Linked DNA regions of Homo sapiens: region 2 is linked to region 1. Evidence: chromatin contacts called from ENCODE Hi-C or POLR2A ChIA-PET data. All regions are on one chromosome and are shown on one strand. Each heading gives the region's core, a stretch centred on a gene start or an enhancer-like site at or near the end of the contact. The rest is flanking DNA. Distances are from core to core; before and after follow the strand shown. Region 1 holds the start of URI1 (URI1 prefoldin like chaperone). Region 2 holds the start of TSHZ3 (teashirt zinc finger homeobox 3).

The links. A loop is a pair of places that touch in the nucleus more often than their neighbours do. ChIA-PET counts read pairs that join two places held with the same protein, here RNA polymerase II (POLR2A). Pooled maps may share reads with other maps.
Region 2: a map of ascending aorta shows a loop between it and region 1 (4-fold over the local background). The contact joins the promoter of TSHZ3 here to the promoter of URI1 in region 1. A Hi-C loop is called at or near these places in 1 of 168 maps with a recorded cell type or tissue (ascending aorta) and 10 of 50 pooled maps. POLR2A ChIA-PET finds 5 or more read pairs at or near these places in 1 of 52 experiments (activated naive CD4-positive, alpha-beta T cell).

The regions. Positions count from the first base shown.
Region 1 is chr19:29,940,797-29,943,568 of GRCh38, forward strand. It overlaps URI1 (URI1 prefoldin like chaperone), which reads left to right and starts at 1,443. Exons shown (of 11, transcript NM_003796.3): 1 at 1,443-1,868. The coding sequence starts at 1,752. RefSeq lists an enhancer at 1,189-1,278 and a silencer at 1,299-1,968.
Region 2 is chr19:31,348,024-31,350,795 of GRCh38, forward strand. TSHZ3 (teashirt zinc finger homeobox 3) reads right to left here and starts at 1,413. Exons shown (of 2, transcript NM_020856.4): 1 at 1,157-1,413. The coding sequence starts at 1,196. TSHZ3-AS1 (TSHZ3 antisense RNA 1) reads left to right here. Exons shown (of 3, transcript XR_002958388.2): 1 at 1-894.

The DNA.
Region 1 (2,772 bases), core at 193-2,692:
GGGTTAAGCCCCTAAACGAGGGGAAGTGGGGTGGGCAGCAGCCGATCTCCATTACAAGGGACAAGAGTAGGGGCAGCAAGGCCAGATCAATGGTTGCTGAGGTGGCTGGGGATGGAGAGAGGATGGTGGTGGTAGAAGAGATGGTAACAATGGTCAGGTCCTGGCTGTTCCAGAGGTGATGATGGTTGGATATGCAGTGAGGAAAAGACAGGAATGAACATTTATCTTTTCCCAAGTTGTCCTTGCTTTCTTCCTTTGAAGCCATAAAAAGGAAAAAAAGGGTGGATCTGGACTTGGGAGCTGGGCAGGAGTGAGGGAAGAGAAGCAGAGCAAGCAGGCACACCAGGCTGTGACTCTGCAGGCATCTCTCTGCCTAGACTTGTCTGTATGATGTGGAACGAACACGACCCATCTTTACTGCTAGCGACTGCAGCAGATAAGGCAAGGCCACTTTCACGCAGTTAGGTTAATAGGAGGCTGTACAAAGGGCTGTAGGAGGAAGTGGGCACAGGAGTTCTAAAATAATTGGAACGGCCAGGTGTGGTAGCTCACACCTGTAATCCTAGCACTTCAGGGAATCCAAGACAGGAGGTTAGCTAAGACAGGAGGCTCGCTTAATGTCAAGACCAGCCTGGGCAACATAGGGAGACCCCGCCTCTACAAAAAATAGAAAAATTAACAGGATGTGTTGGTGCGGGCCAGTGGTCCCAGCTACTCCTGAGGCTGAGGTGGGAAGATCGCTTGAGTCTAGGAGTTTGAGGCTGCAGTGAGAAATGATGGCACTACTGCACTCCAGCCCGGGCGACAGACCAAGACTCAGTCTCTTAAAAAAAAAAAAAAAAAAAAGAAAAGTGGGGGCAAAGTTATCCTTGGAAAATTTCTTAGTCCATTCATAGCAGCATATTAAAATTAGTACAGTAGCTTAATTTATATAAGAGAAAATACAATGTGTACAGTAATTAATGAACATGCAAAATATAATTGTATATTTCAACTCACTAAAAAGGCACAGAAAGAGTTGAATTTGCTAAAATTAAATGTGCTTATGAAACAGCTCTAGTACATGAATTAAGCTCCTAGATACAGATGCAGCGCCAAACGACGGGGAGGGAGATGGGGCACTCAAGGCGACACGCGGCTCTTGTTGCCGAGCGTTTCCTGGGCGTGGAGCTTCTATAGAATGTAAGCTTTTTTTTTTTAAGGTTCCAAAGCCTATATTTAGTGCTTTCATATACGTAATCTCAAAAAAAAAAAAAGAAAGAAATATCGGCATAAAATGTAAGCTTCCAGAGGGATACAAACGCAGCCCAGCGCGGACACCGCCAGCCCCAGCCACGCGGTTCGCATCAAGCGCACTCCCCTGGGGGCGGGGCCTGCGCGAGCTGGGCGTGTCGGGGGCGGGGCCTGCGCGCTTGCTTCCGGCGTGCCGCGAGAGGCGGGGCGTGTGGGGAGGCGCGGCCGCCACGCGACGCCTGGCTGGGCCCGCACCGGAGAGGCGTCTCGGTACCTGGCAGGCGGCCTGCTACTCGGAGCCCGCTGCGGGGCGGCGGCGGCGGGGACATGCACGTGTGAGATGCGGCAGCGGGCGGCGCGGACGCGAACAGCAGCGGCGGCGGCGGGCGCGGCCTCCTGGGCGCGGGGCGCGCGGTGCCTGAGGGCGGGCGCGCGGGCGCTGGGCAACTGCCGGCCGCGCCGCCTGCGCAGGCGCTGGTTCAGGACTCACACGCCGCGCTGAGGCCCGCGGGCCCGTCATGGAGGCGCCCACCGTGGAGACGCCCCCCGACCCCTCGCCCCCTTCGGCCCCGGCCCCTGCCCTGGTTCCGTTGCGCGCCCCGGATGTGGCGCGGCTGCGCGAGGAGCAGGAAAAGGTAACTAGCAGCCCCGCGCCGCTTCCGCCTCCGCCCGCCGGGCTGCCCCTGCCTGTGCTCTGGGCCGCCGCCCCGCGTGGCCTAGGCCCAGCTGCCCGGGCCCCCGGAGGGAACGGGGATAAACTTTTGTCACGTGCTTCTGTTGTCTTTGTCTGCAGCCCTTTGACTTCGCAGCGGAGTGAGGGGTGTGCAGCCCGTTCGCCTGCCCAGGAAAGGGGGCTTCTGAGCTGAAGGCGTGCGGCAGCGCGTGGGAATTTGGGGGCGGGGGCAGCACGCTGTCAACGGAAGCGTTCGCCTTAATATTTGTAGCTTGTAATGACCTAAACATTGCTTAAAATGTGTACTGTTTGTTGCTCTTTGATTGCACGGAAAAGTTTTACCGCGTTTGTCATGATAATGCTTCCTGTGCAATATTTGGTTATTTAATATTTGTCACAATATAATGCCATTTAAACATTAAAAAAAAAAGAGAGTCTCACTATGTTGCCCAGGCTAATCTCGAACTTCTGGCCTCAAGCGATCCTCCCCCTCCTACCCTTCCCCACCTCGCCTCCCAAAGTGTTGGGATTATAGGCCTGAGTCACCGCACCCGGCTCATTTTTACAAATTTTAATTTCATCGTATAATAAATGAGTTTTAAACTACTGGTGAAAAGGGTACAAAGTTTTGTGTTTCCTAGTGGGACTTTATATAAAGAAGTATTCCCAATTTAAGAAATAGTTTTATTGTTAAATCTGATTTTTCTGTGGATTCTGTGGTCTTTCAGATTGATTCTGTCCCCTCAAGTGTCTTGAAATTGTTACTTTGAAAAGCAGTATTTAATTTGCTTAAAATATTTTATGTCATGTTTGGAAGAGCATGGATTATAAAGGGTTAGGAAGTTGCTTCAACACTATAAGCAGTT
Region 2 (2,772 bases), core at 163-2,662, 1.4 Mb after region 1:
GAAAAGAAAAGAAAGGAAGCCCCACTTAACCCTCCCCTTCAGGGAGCATCTGAACCTCTGCACATCTGAGTGTTACTCATATCAAAATACATCACGTCCATATGTGGTCCTCTCGGCAATCCGCCCCAAATCCCAAAGTTGCACTGACAGGGCCCTCCTGACGTCACAGAGCTTGGCCTCACTATTGCAAGTGATTTATTGATGTTTATTGGGAATGAATAGATCAAAGGCAGCAGCATGACGGGCGATCAATCAGTCATCAAATCAAGGATGGCAACGGGCCAGAAACCCTTCTTCCAGGCAACATGCCCCCAACCGACATTATTGCAAAATAATGTTATGTGTGTGGTTTTTGTTTTGTTTTCAATGATGCGTTTTCCAGAAAAGAAAAGAAAAAAATCGGCTCAGTCTTAACAGGAGTTGACACTCCCGGTTAAAGAAGAAGAAAAAAAAAAAAAAAGGAGGAACAAAAAAGTACTCAGACACGTCCCAGAACTAAGTGCTATGCGGAGATGAGGGTGGGAGCAGCAGTACAAGGAGGGGGTGGGGGCGAGGAAACACAAACAGGGGAGAAGGAAACGCCAGCATCTAACATGGACTTGACAGTCATCTGACAATACCCAGACCCTGTGCGCTCCGGGTTCCACCGCTGTGCCCAGTTTGGGCCCAAGAAATGAGGAATCAATCGTGTTAGTACTAAGGTGGCCGAGGGGACCGGCTCGCTCACTCGTTCGCGCTCCCTGGCTCGGCGGACACCAGGCAGTCCCCCGGCGGTCGGCCGCTCGGAGGACGCGGAAGATGTCCCGGGGAACTCAGGTGACCCCGCCCGCCACCCACAGAAAGAGCCAGGCCGGGGTTGCTTCCCATTCCCTCTGCAGCCGGAGAGCTGAGGAGGTAGGGACCTGGCGCGGCTCAGCGCGCTCCGCGAGCGGCTCCCCAAATGGGTGCGAGAGGGAAGAGGGCAGAGCGCGGCGGGGCGTCCGGGGGGCGCCCGGTACCCGAGGCGGGCGCACGCACCCAAACAGGAGAGCGGCGCCCGGAGTTACTCAGTGCGGGCAGAAGAGCGGGGCGAGGAGCGGGGTCGCGCCCGCTGGAGGCGCGGGGCGAGCGGAGGAAGAGGAGGAGGAGAGCAGAAGGAAGGGGAAGCGGCTCGTACCTGCTGCGCGCCGGGGCGCCTGCTGCTTCCTCCTCGGCATGATGCTTCTCCGGCGACTGCCACTGCCGCCGCCGCCGCCGCTGCCGGGCTGAGGACAGGGAGGGAGGGGGCGGCGGGCCCGCGGGGGGGCGAGGCGGGCCTGCTCTCAGCCTCCCCCCCGGAGAGCGGCCGCCCGCAGGATGCTGCTGCGCCCAGGCTCTCCGCGTCCCCCCCGCGCCGCGCTCCGCCGCGAACCCCGAACGTGCGGAGGGAAGAAGGAGGGCGGGCGAGGGAGGCTCGGGGAGGGAGGAGCACGGGGGGGAGGAGGAGGCAGAGGAGGAGGAGGTGGAGGAGGAGGAGGAGGACCGCGCTGCCGGCGGAATGGGAAGTTTGACAAATCGCTCCAGAGGCCAGAGGAGGAGGGGGCGGGGAGGAGCGGCGGCCCTGCCCCCCCCCGCCCCGTCCCCAGACGAGGTGCGCGGGGTTCGGGGCTGGGGGGCGGGGAGAGGGCGGGCAGAGCGGTGGGAGGAGGAGCGCGGGAGCGGCCCGGACCGGTACTGCCCCGGCCCCCGCCCCTAGGCCGGGGGTCACGGCATCCGGGGGGACGCGCAGCCGCCGCCGCGGCCCGGGGCTCGGCGGTCCAGTCTTCTGCCCGTGGCGCGGCTGGAGCGGCGGCGTCGGCAACAGGCAAGCTTAAAGGAAAAGGAGATGATCGTGTCAATCGCCCGCCCGCGGGGGCGCCGCGCCCCCGCCCCCGGCCCCAGGCCCGCGTGGGACCCCCGCCCCGCCAGCGAAAGGGGTGCCGCCCCTCCGCCTCCGCCCCGTGCGCACACGCGGGGGCGCGGCGCCAGCCCCGCCGAGCCCGTCCCGGGGCGCTCGTTACCCCCCACCCCTATTCCCACCCAGCGTTCGTCCCCAGCCACCCCCCAGCTGCCCCACCCGGCTCGCACTCCTCTCCACCCGCCGACTCCGGAGCCCCCAGCGTGGTCCCCGGGCCGGGGCTGGCGTCCCCCGGGGAAGCCAGAGCCCACGGGCAGGCCCCCTCCAGGGAGGAGGCGGGCGCGGGCCGGGGCGGGTGGGGGCAGCCCTCAGACCCCGCGCCACCCAGCTCCTCCCCCAGGACCCGCCGTAGCCACTTCCCCCAATTTTTTTTCCCCGGACAAACTTTCCTGGGCCCGTCCCGGGGGTCGGTGTGGGAGGGGGTTCCTTCAAGTTTCCTCTCCTGACTTTGGGATGATCAGGGTCCCTCCACCCCGCCCCTCGCCCCCGGGAGCCGGGCCGCGCCCCCCATCCACGGCGCGGGCCGATCCTAGGGCGGGACGGGGGCGGGAGAAGGAAACCGGGCTCCCCTGCCCATCCCCCGCCAGGGGCTCCCCCCGAGAGCCTAGGGGGCCGCCGCGCCGTGTCCCGCGCCCGGCCTGCCGGGGCTGCTGGACTAGAGGGATTGATTATTGATTGGTGATCGGGGTCGCTGAGGCTCCGGGCCGGCCCGGCCGACTGGCCGCGGCAAGAAGGAGCTGGCTGGGCGGCGTGGGCGGCGGGGCGACGCGGGCTCACTTACGGGCGGCGGTGAGGGCGCGGGTGGGCCGGAGCTCATGCGGGCGACCCCCGGGCGGCGGCGGCTGAGCGGGAGCCGG